Linked DNA regions of Homo sapiens: region 1 is linked to region 2. A link is a contact called in ENCODE Hi-C or POLR2A ChIA-PET data. All regions are on one chromosome and are shown on one strand. Each heading gives the region's core, a stretch centred on a gene start or an enhancer-like site at or near the end of the contact. The rest is flanking DNA. Distances are from core to core; before and after follow the strand shown. Region 1 has its middle 100 kb from the start of UGP2. Region 2 has its middle 110 kb from the start of MDH1.

Evidence for each region. A loop is a pair of places that touch in the nucleus more often than their neighbours do. ChIA-PET counts read pairs that join two places held with the same protein, here RNA polymerase II (POLR2A). Pooled maps may share reads with other maps.
Region 1: a map of mammary epithelial cell shows a loop between it and region 2 (5-fold over the local background). The contact joins two enhancer-like sites. A Hi-C loop is called at or near these places in 5 of 168 maps with a recorded cell type or tissue (Caco-2, PC-3, ascending aorta and 2 more) and 6 of 50 pooled maps. POLR2A ChIA-PET finds 5 or more read pairs at or near these places in 10 of 52 experiments (A549, AG04450, HepG2 and 7 more).

Annotation. Positions count from the first base shown.
Region 1 is chr2:63,734,892-63,741,440 of GRCh38, reverse strand. It overlaps a transcript of WDPCP not described here. Among named protein-coding and RNA genes, the nearest start is that of UGP2, 100 kb to the left of the region's middle. Within about 2 kb of position 3,865, at least 4 of the 41 ENCODE cell types and tissues checked have a DNase peak (open chromatin) inside an H3K27ac peak, as active enhancers do; they include mammary epithelial cell, where a contact is called at or near this core.
Region 2 is chr2:63,694,935-63,700,783 of GRCh38, reverse strand. It overlaps a transcript of WDPCP not described here. Among named protein-coding and RNA genes, the nearest start is that of MDH1, 110 kb to the right of the region's middle. Within about 2 kb of position 1,808, at least 14 of the 41 ENCODE cell types and tissues checked have a DNase peak (open chromatin) inside an H3K27ac peak, as active enhancers do; they include mammary epithelial cell, where a contact is called at or near this core.

The sequences.
Region 1 (6,549 bases), core at 2,616-5,115, 39 kb before region 2:
ATTAAACAATTAAATAAAACATTTATTTCTAACAGCTGGCTGCCAGAGATGCCCAGGAGAAACCCAGCTCTGTGCAGGTATCTTAACTCAGGGTGTACAGTGGATAAATGAGCCTGAAAAAAAAAATAAATCAAAGAAGGTCCGAGGGACCTGAGACTGACTCCCTAGCTAGTGCTTAATGGTGCCACAAAAGATGTCTTTATTAAGTGCTTTGTCTCAGTATTTTTGAAGGATCAGCTTACAGCAAAGTAAGAGACATTGCACAATATCAGAAATTTGTTACTGATTGTTAGAGTCAACCTTTATCCAGAAAATTCCAGCTTCCTTCCCTAAAGGCAGACATTATCCAGAAACATCTGACTTCCTGGATATCCCATTAAGGATATAAAATTTCTCAGCAATAGCTTTCCACATACCACAATTTTGATTAATACCAAAATTGGTTAATACCAAAATCATCAGGACAGAATTTCACAAAATAGATGTGCCAAGAATGCATGAGCAGAAGAACTAGAAGTAAAGCAATTATATATTCCTCATGGACAGGAGAAAGAACTATGTTTTTATACCAAAAGACAATTAACTGCTCATGTGTTGGGCATGGCTCTGGGCTGTAGGAACTAGGAGCAGCAAATGGACAAATTACCTTGTACAGTAAGACTAGAGTGAGGTCTTAAACTTCTTAATGTATTATGGAAATTGTGGTTTGAGGAAGAGCATCACCTGCAGGAAGAGTTGCTACAAATAACAACTGCCTGTTACCAAATGCAAAGTAATGTTGGTTACACATTTAGATTACAGCTGCAAACACAGAGAATAATCATTATCTTCCCATTCATAATATACTTTGTGGCTTAAAAACAAACAGATAATTTATGGCAGGAGGAATATTCACTTAGACAGCAAATTCACTAAGGTATCTATTTACAAATTGGTTGCGAAGCCCAATCATTTATTAAAGAAAGATGTATGCCTTGATTGCTTGAAAGTGATAGAAGGTGTGCAGTGAACTTAAGATGTATGAAAATTAGATAAAGACACTGATAACTTAAATCTAGTCAAATCTCTCTTTAGAGTAATAAGTAAAATCCAAAGTGTTGGAAACAATGTGGAGAAACTGGAACTTTGATACACATCTAATAGAAGTATAAATTGGCACAATCACTTTGGAAAACTTTTGGGCAGAATCTCCTACAGCTGAATATACATATATCCTCTGACTCAGCAATTCTACCCCAAGCTATATACTTAATAGAAGTACACATATATGTGCAGCAAAAGACATATATGAGAATGTTTGTAGCAGCACTTTTTCTAGCCCCATCAAAATGTAAATAATCCAAATGCTCATCAATAGTAGAATGACTAAATTGTAGTGTAATCACATAATGGAATACTATACAGCAATGACAGTGAACAAATTATGATTATATATAACAATGTTAATGAACATAATGTTCATTAGTGATGTTAATGTTTATTAACCATGTTAAATTTACAAGAGAAAAACAAAAACCCATTAAATAGTGGACAAAGGACATGAATAGACACTTCTCTAAAGAAGGTATACATGTGGCCAACAAGCATATGAAAAAAAAGCTCAATATCACTGATCATTAGAGAAGTGCAAATCAAAACCAGAGTGGGATACCATTTCACACCAGTCAGAATGGCTATTATTAATAAAAGTAAAAAAATAACAGATACTGGCAAGGTTGTCAAGAAAAGGGAACACATACACTGTTGGTAGAAGTGTAAATTAGTTCAACCATTCCTCTTTGAGGAATCACCACACTGCTTTCCACAAAAGTTTGATTGCTGCTATCCACAAAAGCAGTGTGGTGATTCCTCAAAGAGCTAAAAGCAGAACTACCATTCAACCCAGCAATCCCATTACTGGGTACATACCCAGAGAAATACAAACCATTCTACCATGAAGATATATGCATCCGAATGTTCATTGTAGCACTATTCACAGTAGCAAAGACATGGAATCAACCTAATTGGATAAAGAATTAGGATTGGATAAAGAAAATGTGGTACATATACACCATGGAATACCATGCAGCCATAAAAAAGGATGAGATCATGTGTTTTGTGGAAACATGGATGGAGCTGGAGGCTGTTATCCTCAGCAAACTAACGCAGGAACAGAAAACTAAATACCACATGTTCTTACTTATAAGTGGGAGGTAAATGATAAGAACTTATCAATGCAAAGAAGGAAACAACAGACACTGGGGTCTACTTGAGGTGGGAGGAAGGAAAGGAGCAGAAAATATAGCTATTGGGTACTGGACTTAATACTGGGGTGATAAAATAATATGTACAACAACCCCTGTGAAATGTATTTACCTATATAACAAACCTTCACAAGTACCCCCAAACCTAAAATAAAAGTTAAAAAACAATGTTAATAAACATAATGTTGATCAAAAAAAGCCAGACACATAGAGTACATATTGTATAAGTTCATTTGTACAAATTACAAAAATAGGCAAAGCTAATCTATGCTGTTAGAAGTCAGCATAGTAGTAACCTTGGGAGTTAATATTTGAAAGGGTTGTCGGGGGGATTTTGGGGAGCTGGTAATGATCTCTTTCTTGCTCTAGGTGGTAGTTACATGAGTGTGTTCAGTTGTGAAAATTCAATGATCTGTACATTTATGATGTATATACTATTCTGTTTATCTGGTAATACTTCAATAAAAAGTTTAAAAAACATAAACATTTATCCTTTATGACAGATTTAAATTATCCTCACATATTACTATGCCTATAGCTATGAATATAATCAGTATTTGGTTTTCAGGCAATGTTTGGTCTTTGACCAAGGTATAGATTAAAATTTCAAATACAGATATGCTTGAAAAATCACCATTTAATTCTAAAAGTGACATGATCAAACAGACAAAAATGAAATTGCTTTCTCATTTGTCATAAGCATTCTGGCCTTTCTCATTTTCCACTTCTGGATTGGGCTGATATCAAGCAGATCTATGTGCACAGGAGAAGGAGTGGGGGTGGTCCCCTGAACAAGCAAATGTCAATAGTAGCCCTGATAAAAAAAATAAGAACCTGAGTATTTGCTGAACATTCTGTTGTGAGGCCATAGATAAACCACGTATTACAAGTGAAATAAAGTGGATAATATTATACAATCATCTCCATGAGTCATGCTGTAAAAGGGATTTCACCTGAAATATTGAGACTCACAGAATTTTCAGACTCACAGGCCAAGCAGTTAGTAATAGAAATGAATAAAACGGGTCAGATGAAATGCAATGGGGACTGGTGAGGGGTGTGGGAAAACTACAGAGCACCTAAGCACTGGTTGTCAGAATATGTCTCCAGACCAGCTACATTAGGAACTAGGTAGACATTCAAGTTATCTGGCCCCCAACCCAGAGCCATGGAATTAGAAATGCTGGGGGTGGGGCCCAGCAATCTAAGTTTTAACAAGCCCTGGAGTTGTAACAAGCTTGATTCTGATGCACATTCAAGTATGAGAACCACTGATCTAGATGTATACTAACTCAAACAAAATTTTTTAAAATCATGTGTGCTTAAAAAAAAATCATCTGGCCAGATTCAGCCTACAGGCTGCCAATTTGTAACTCCCAATGAGATTCAAATGAAAAACAAAAACTTGAATTATTTGTATAATTATGTCAGTTCTGTATTTCCTTTTTTAAGATGAAGAAAGATAGTATGTGGTAAAGGTTGAGCCTAAGTTTTATCTTCCCCAGTATTCAGGCATATCTGGACATGCCTGGTATCTAGTGGGATGGGCCTTCTGGAATTCTACTTATAAGACAACTCAAGTAGCCTCCAGGAAAGAACTCATCCCAGTGGAAGGAAGAACCAAAGTACAGAGGTTGTATTAAGACAGCAGATGAGGTTGAACATGTCTGAGTACACATGATGTCTGCCACTCAGGTTGCTTCTAGCCCAGCAAGGAGGACTAATTCATTCTTTCAACAAATAGCTATTGAACATCTACCTCATCTGTCTCTGAGTTCTGTGACCCCAAAGTGTCTGTAATATAAGACCTAGTAGAAACTAAAGGAGTTGGTGTTTGCTAATCTTCTTAGGACATGGAGAGTGCAGCTTGTTTGTGTCATGAATATTGGTGCCAGCAGCAGCAGCCTTGGCTCCAGGACTATCAATATCTTTGATGCCCTTGAAGTTGAGCTTTGAGCCTTGGAGGCCTGCTTGCACACATCAGCAACTGCAACAGTGGTGGTAGTGCTTTTGGTGGGCAGTGGGACATGGCTTGAAGGATTGCCAGCAGCTGCTTATATCAGGCATGGAGAATTGTGAACCACATGGCAGCCAAGAGAACTGTTTTGGGAGTACACATGAGACATCCCTGTACATTTTTGGAGGATGAGAGCCCTCCAGGAGAGGTAGAGAAATGGTAGTTTATAGCTTGTTTTTGTGCTGTCGTTTGAGTCTATAAGGTAATATATGGTTTTTTTTTTCTTTGTCTTTGGCAGCATTTAAAGAAATTACATGCTGCATCTTGTAATAAGATTGACATAATATGCCTGCAGTGAACATGGTGGACTCAAAATCAAATCTCAAACATTTGGTTTTGTTTTTTAAAAATAAAAAGCAGCAAAATTATTATAGGTTTTGGGATATGAGGTTTAAAAAATCACAGCATTCATTCCTAATTTTTTTTTCTCTTTCAAAACATCCCTACAAAATCAAACAACATTGCTGATGAGCTGTTCTTTGGCACCAGCAAGCAGCTTATTCCAGAGGAAAAATAACTTTGGAGATAGCCACTCCTTTCCTGCCAGAATTTTGAGAGACTGATGCCCTTTTCCTTCATTTCTGCAATGCCTATAGGCTGCAGATTTTCAGTTACTTCCTGAAATCCTAAATTGAATTCTATTAAAAACATATTTGGTGTTCTCAATAAAAAAAAGTTTGGTATTATATTTTGGAGACCACAAGTTCTCTGTAAGACCTAAGGAATTCCCCTAAGTAATCAGAGTTTTCCACAGAGTTAAGTGGTTGCTACATTGCATTTAAGCCAGTGTTTTATGATACCTGATAAGTAAGGCATGTGGTACATCAGTATTTCATCCAGACAGCAATACCTTGCAGGTTTCCAATTTTCTGATGGAGTCATATTTTTTGTTTGCTATTTATTTGAAACCAATTTTTTAAGCCCATGTGAACTAAAAGAGTCACTTTATTTTGATACTTCAGTTCTAGCCAACATAGAATATCCACAGCAGAATATGCATTAATGAGATGAGGGTCAGAGATCAGGAGATTTGCATTCTAACCAGCAATGTTTTCCTGGAGAAGTCATTTCCTCTATGGTGTTCAGTTTCACTGTCAGTAAAATTGGAGGTGGGGAAACTGGCCTAGACTTCAGTGTCTAGAATTCTGCAATCCTTAACCTCTGGATTATGAGAACTCTCCCTGGAGAATCTTAATGATGGATTAAGTATTTCAAAAAGAAAAATTTAACTGGAAAGGACTCTCGAAAACCATTGGTATTATAAGTTTCTTTTTTAACAGAGAGCTAGGGTTATTTTCTGTGTATCTTTGGGTACAGGTGCCTGATATTGTCACCAGTCAGTCAAAGCTTGTTTCTATATTAACTTAATAGAATTTAGCTTTCTGGAACACAATTAACAACAAGAATATGAAACATTTATTCGATTCTGATTTCATAATATTTCTTTCTTCCATGCCTCTAGTCTGACGGTGTCTCTCTCTTTTGGACCATGGTAATAGACTCCTAACTGGTTTTCCCACTTTGGGCCCCTTCCTCCGACCCTTTTTACATGATTTTATACTTGGATTACAAGTTAATCTTTCCCACATACAGCTCTTCCCTATTACTTCCCTGCTCAAAAACCTTAATAGCTCTCTGTTGGCTACAATATAAAATATGAACTCTTTCTCATGGCATCCAAGACCTTGCACTGTCTGACTCAACCCTGTTTCCCATCCTGTGGCGCATTGCTCCTTGTCCCACAGTCTTCTGAGCTTCCTGTTCTTCCTTCACATGCCCAGAAATGCTCTGATTTTGTCCCTTTGTCCCACCGGTTCTTGCTCCCTCTTTCTACCTGTTCAGATTCTACCTCTCCTTACAGTTTAAGGCCACGGTTCTGATATCACCTTCTCTGCCTGCCCAGCTTTTCTTGGTCTCTCTTAACTGCAAGGGACCTATAATTTTTCTGAACTCCTGTAACAATTTATCTGCATCTCTATCATAGGAGCTATCACTTCCACTCTATATTATAGATATTTGTATTCATATCTTACTTTCCTCACTAGATACTCATTTTCATGAGGTCAGAAGCAATATTGTTCTGTATTTGTAGCCCTCAAGATACCTGGCACATAGTAAGTAATTCTTCTATAAATGTTTGCTTAATGAATAAATGATATCAGAGTTACCATGGAAATCTGAACTTACCCAAACTCCTTCAACTAAATTAGAACCACTCACAGGGCATATTTTTTAAGTGGGAAATTTCTTCATCTGTCTATCATCTATCTATCTGTCTGTCTGTCTGTC
Region 2 (5,849 bases), core at 559-3,058:
AAGAGCCTGTTCTTTCCCCATTGTATGTGCTTGGTGTCTGCGTTGAAATGAGTTGGCTGTAAATACATGGATTTATGTCAGGGTTCTCTATTCTGTTCCTTTGGTTTGTGTGTCTGTTTTTATGTGAGTACCATGCTGGGTATCAAAACTTTTAAACACTGTATGCGAGAGAAAAAGAATAACAAAATTTTACCATTTAGAAAAAAATCAGTAAAGGAAAAAATGTTCAGCACGAAAGCATAATGAGTAGGGAACATAAATTACAATGACAGGCATACCACATTTGTCTTCGTTATCCATCTGTAATTGATTTTTGACTCCTCTCTCACTCACCATGTCTGTGCAGTTGACTCACTTGATTTTTCCTTGGAAAAGTCTTGTATCTGACCTTTTCCATTCCCACTACCACTTCTCTAGTTCCCTGGAGCCTGTACTAATTAAGTAGCTCTAGCACAGCATTTTTTTCTTTTTTTCTTTTTGTTTTTTTTTTTTTTTTTTTTTGAGACAGGGTCTCACTCTGTCACCCAGGCTGCAGTACAGTGGCACGATCGTGGCTCACTGCAGCCTTGACCTCCCCAGGCTCAGGTGATCCTCCCACTTCAGCCTCTCAAGTAGCTGGGACTACAGGTGTGCACCACCATGCCTGGCTAATTTTTGCATTTTTTGTATGAGGTTTGGTCAGGTTGCCCAGGCGGGTGTCAAACTCCTGGGCTCAACACATCCATCTGCCTCAGCCTCTCACCATGCTAGGATTACAAGCGTGAGCCACCAGGCCCAGCCCAAAGCATATTCTACCTTGGCCTTACCCACAGCAATGAGCAATCTTCATAAAACATAACCTCACACCCCTGCTCAAAAGCCTTCAGAAGCTCCTCATTTCTCACCATCTACCCTCTTAGCTGGTTTTTGAGACCTTGTATAATACTATCCCAGTTAACTGTGTTTTGTCAATTCTAAGACACATTTTTTTAAAAGACCTTTGAAACACCTCTGAAATCAGAGTGCATGTTACAATCGATGGCAATCATGGTGTCTTAGATTCAATATTTCTTTTCCCAGTTTGCCCTGGCTATGGGATACCTCTATGTTAGAAAACGAGACTTCTCGCTTTGTTATGCCATGACTCATTCTTTTATAGCTCCAAACTTTTTTTTAGACTTCTCCCTCTGTCTGGGTATCCCTCTTCCTCTGCCTCCCTTAACATATCTCCCTGTCAAAATCAGCTCATCTTTAATAAGGCCCAGCTCAAAGGCCAGCGCCTCAAAAACTGCTTTATACACCACCTTAGTGGGAACAACCGTCCCTCTGAATCCTCTCAGTTCCTTCTTTGTAAGTCTAGCATCTGTTATCACATAGTTCTTTTTAGTTAAATACTTGCATCCAGATTCGGTCCTGCAAATTGCTTGAGTGGACAGCTAAAATTGTGACATTATATGAAAGAACATGGGTTTCTTTCACGAGGACATTTTGAATAATTTCATTACAATCTGTGAAGTACTACCATTACAGAACTCAGTGAGAATCCTGCTTTGAACTGCCCTCTAGAGGTAGTACATTATCAGTGAGCCAGAGAGAGACCTACAACCATGGATGGGTGAAAGACAGTGGCTGCTAACCAGCTGGGAAGGGGAGCTGCTGAGAGTGTTCCTTCATCAGCAGGACTCGCTAATTGGCCCTGTTTGTGGGAGTAGCTGTTGGAAGGGTCAAGCTCTGGGAAACCGTGTTGCTTGGAGATTGCCAGCCCTCTCCAGTTTGCTCAGATGAGTCACTGTGATGTCTTGGAAGGGTGGGGCCTGACTAAGTAATAGCTTCCCTCAGGAAATCCAGACTGGGCTGGAAGTCCAGGAACTCTGGGTCATTTTCCAGGGAGATACTGAGTATAACTGCATCCTGTCAGAGGGTGTAGTCTGGGAAAAGATGGCTACATGTCCATGTCATTGTCTGCAACAGGATTCTTCTCCATCACAGCTAATTTTGAACTCTCCCAAGCATAAATCTTTACTGCAATACATTCACAAAGCTTTATTCCCCCCTCCCTCTTTTTCTGAGTAAACTTCTGTGGCCACGAGAAGATAAAAGTCATCTCAGGTGTTCTCTTGCTAGCCAGGAAATTCTGTGACTAAATTTTAAATGACTTGTGAAATTTCCTGCTTACTTCTGCTTCCTAGGGCAAATGCCATTTTCTGTAAGTGCCTCCCTGTTACCTGACTTGACTTTCCATAGGCATCCCCTCCAGCCTCAGTCTGTGCCAACAGAGGGATTAGATTCTAGAGGCTCCAGGTCCCTGCCAGCTTCAACATTCTAACATCTGCTTGGTGCTCAACATAGCTTGCCTCCCAGGCACTGAGTTTACGCATTAATGAGTTTGAAGTTCATTTTCCTCTGAGGCAAATCAGTTGGCATGATGTGATCTGGGAATGTCCTTTGAAAGCTTTCCATAGGATGTGACTTCTCTCCATGTCTTCATACCAGAAGACCTTGCATAAAGGTCACAATTGTTGAGCTGATTTCACCTCAAGAAATCATTTTGTCTTAGAATTTTTTCCTCATTAAAAAAGTCGAGCACTTTGGGAGGCCAAGGTGGCAGATCACCTGAGGTCAGGAGTTTGAGACCAGCCTGGCCAACATGGTGAAACCCCGTCTCTAATAAAAATACAAAAATTAGCCAGGCATGGTGCTGCACATCCATAATCCCAGCTACTCAGGAGGCTGAGGCACGAGAATCACTTGAACCCAGGAAGTGGAGGTTGCAGTGAGCCGAGATCACGCCACTGCACTCCAGCCTGGGCAACAGGCGACAGAGCGAGACTCTATCTTAAAAAAAAAAAGTCATAGGCTGGGCATGGTGACTCATACCTGTAGTCCCAGCACTTTGGGAGGCCAAGGTAGGAGGATCACTTTTGAACTCAGGAGTTCAAGACCAGCCTGGGCAACATGGCAAAACCCCATCTCTACAAGAAATACAAAAATTAGCCTGGCATGGTGGTACACCCCTGTAGTCCCAGCTACTCCAGAGGCTGAGGTGGGAGAATCACCTCAGCCCAGGAAGTCTAGGGTGCAGTGAGCCAAGATCACGCCACTGCACTCCAGCCTGGGTGACAGAGTGAGACTCTGTTTCAAAAGAAGAAATCATAAAGATTTATTATAGAAAATATAGACATTATAGAAAATTATTAAAAAGGAAATAAGAATCACTTAAATGCAACTTCTCAGAGGTAATACTATTAACACCATGGCAGGCAACACAACAAATTTTCTTTGTGTGTATGATCATACGATTTTTTAGTGCTTGATACGGAATTGGAATCACACTTTTCAAACTGTTTTTTAGCCTGCTTTTTCCTATAATTATAAATGATTAACATTTCATTTGTCATTATGCAACAGTTCATAGAGTGGACTCTGGATCTATCTGAATTTGAATCTTGGCTCATCACTTACCGTGTGACCCTTGGGCGTGTCCTTTAACTGAAATAATTTCTGCAAATTCCTCATCTGTAAAATGGGGATAATAATGGCTCCTACTTCACAAAATGTTGTAAATATTTAAGTGAGTCAACATTTGCCAAGTACTTAGAACAATGCTGGCAGGTAGTGTGGGCTTTATGGGGCCCACACTACTACAACTACTATAACTACTACTACTACTACAGCTACTATAACTACTACTACATTTTCTTCTACAACATCATTTTAAGACTGAATAGGATTACATTGTTTGGTTGTGGCGTAATTTATTTAGTCAAAGTCCCATTCTTGAATAGAGTGTTCTGCTTTTTTGGTATTATAAATAATACTGCAACAAATACCCTCTTCTGTAACAGGACAGACTATGTACCAGGTAGGGGAGGAATGCAGTGATGGGGATGGAAGAACTATGTTTTACCTTCTTTGTTTTGAGCTTGGTGGAGAGGCAAATATTTTGATATCTCACTTTTGCCTGGAAGGCTGCTACTGAGAAACCATTCAGACTTTCTGGCATCAGCCAGTTAAATATTTGGTGGTCCTTGCCAAACTGAATCACCTGGATTCCTAACCTAAGATTCTGGTCAGAAAAGGATTCTTAACCACCCAGGTCATATACTCTGACTCTTTACCCAATTACCCAATTGCTACCATGGGTGTCTCAGCCACGTGGGCTCTGCTCCAAGGAAGCATTGGTGTGTACTCAGTGAACTGTAGTGGGTCCCTGGAGCCTCATTTTCCAGGCTGGTGGAGGTGAAGGTCCTGCTCTGCCTTCTCTTGGAGCTCTATTCCTGTGGTCTTCCCCCTCAATACTACTGGAGAGAAGGGGAAGGGACCCCTTCTGGTTTCTGTCCTTAGTTATGGTAATGATAATGATGCATTCTTGTAGAACGGGCGTAGTTATCTGTCTACAAACTGAGGGAATGACAGAAAAATTTCATGGCTTCATGGAACAACTTTATACAACAAAGCTGTGCCATTGCAGACCAACACTGCCAAGAAGAAACTTGCTGGGGTATTAGCAACGGATCGGATCACTTCCATGAAGATGTGCATGCGGGAGTGTGTCAAATGCCTAGTTCTTACAGTCTCTCAGGTGTCATCAACCAAACCACCTGCTTGGTTCTCAGCCCCTCCTAGCCAAAATTTATAACCTGACCACATTCTGGAAGACCCACAACTTCTAGATTTCTGCCTTTATTATCTCTTAGGTCCACCGGAAGGTTCTACCCACCTGCTACCCACTGTGGGGTTCTAGATAAATACCACTTCCTAGAGAATTCCCTTAATACATGGAGATGGAAGAGCTGTCCCCCAACCTCAACCATCTCCAAATCAAATGGTCAGTTAACCTGGTGCCAGGGGGTCTTTGTTTCTATCAAGTGAGTGGATATTCTTTTAGAATACAAGGATGAGGCCACTGACACTAGATAAAAATAGTTGTGAAATAAGCAAAACTAGTTTATACTTTTAGAAGTCAGGATAATGATTACCCTTAGTGGAAAGGTCAAGCTCTGGGAAACCATGTTGCTGGAAGAGGGTACAAGGGAGGCTTCTAGGGGGTGGATAACATTTTGGGTTTTGACCTGGGTGCTGGTTACATGGGTGTGTTCAATTTGTGAAAGTTCAATGAACTATACACTCATGATAAGTATACTTTTATCTATTAAAAAAATTTAAGTAGGAGATATTGATAAACCAAAAGAGCCCAAGGAGATCCACCTCTCTTAAGACTAGTGGTTCTTTCCTAGTAGGGCTACCAGATTTAGCAAATAAAAATACAAGACAGACAGTTAAATTTGAATTTCAGGTAAACAATGAATAATTTTTAGTTTAACTGTGTCCCATGCAATATATGGGACATATTTATGCTAAAAAAAGTATTCATTGCTTACCTGAAATTCAAATTTAACTGGTTGTCCTGCATGGCAGGATTTGATCTAGCAACTCTAATCTTAAATCTTCTAAATAAGTCTCTTCATCAATATAACAAAGTAAAAAAAGGATATCTATTGAATTATATATATGAAGCATATGTAGTCTTGGAAGGAAATACTAAAATCTGTAAATAAAGCATAGGAGACAAAGAAATGAGAAAATAAATGTTTTAATTTTTTGTTTTATCTATTCCTCATTCATTTCATATTTCTCTTCTGTTGTTCCTTGGTTTCTCATTCCCACATTCATATCAATGAAAATAAGGGAAATAAGACAAGTAAGAGAAATAAGATAATGCCAAATACTTCACACTTTCATTTAGTAAGTTTGAATTCACAACTCTGTTGGTCAATGTTTCTGAAAATATTGTTCCTGTATTTGTCTGTGTTTTTGTTTCTTATTTTTGACTGAACTATTTCCTCCCTATTTCACTCTCTTTTAGAACT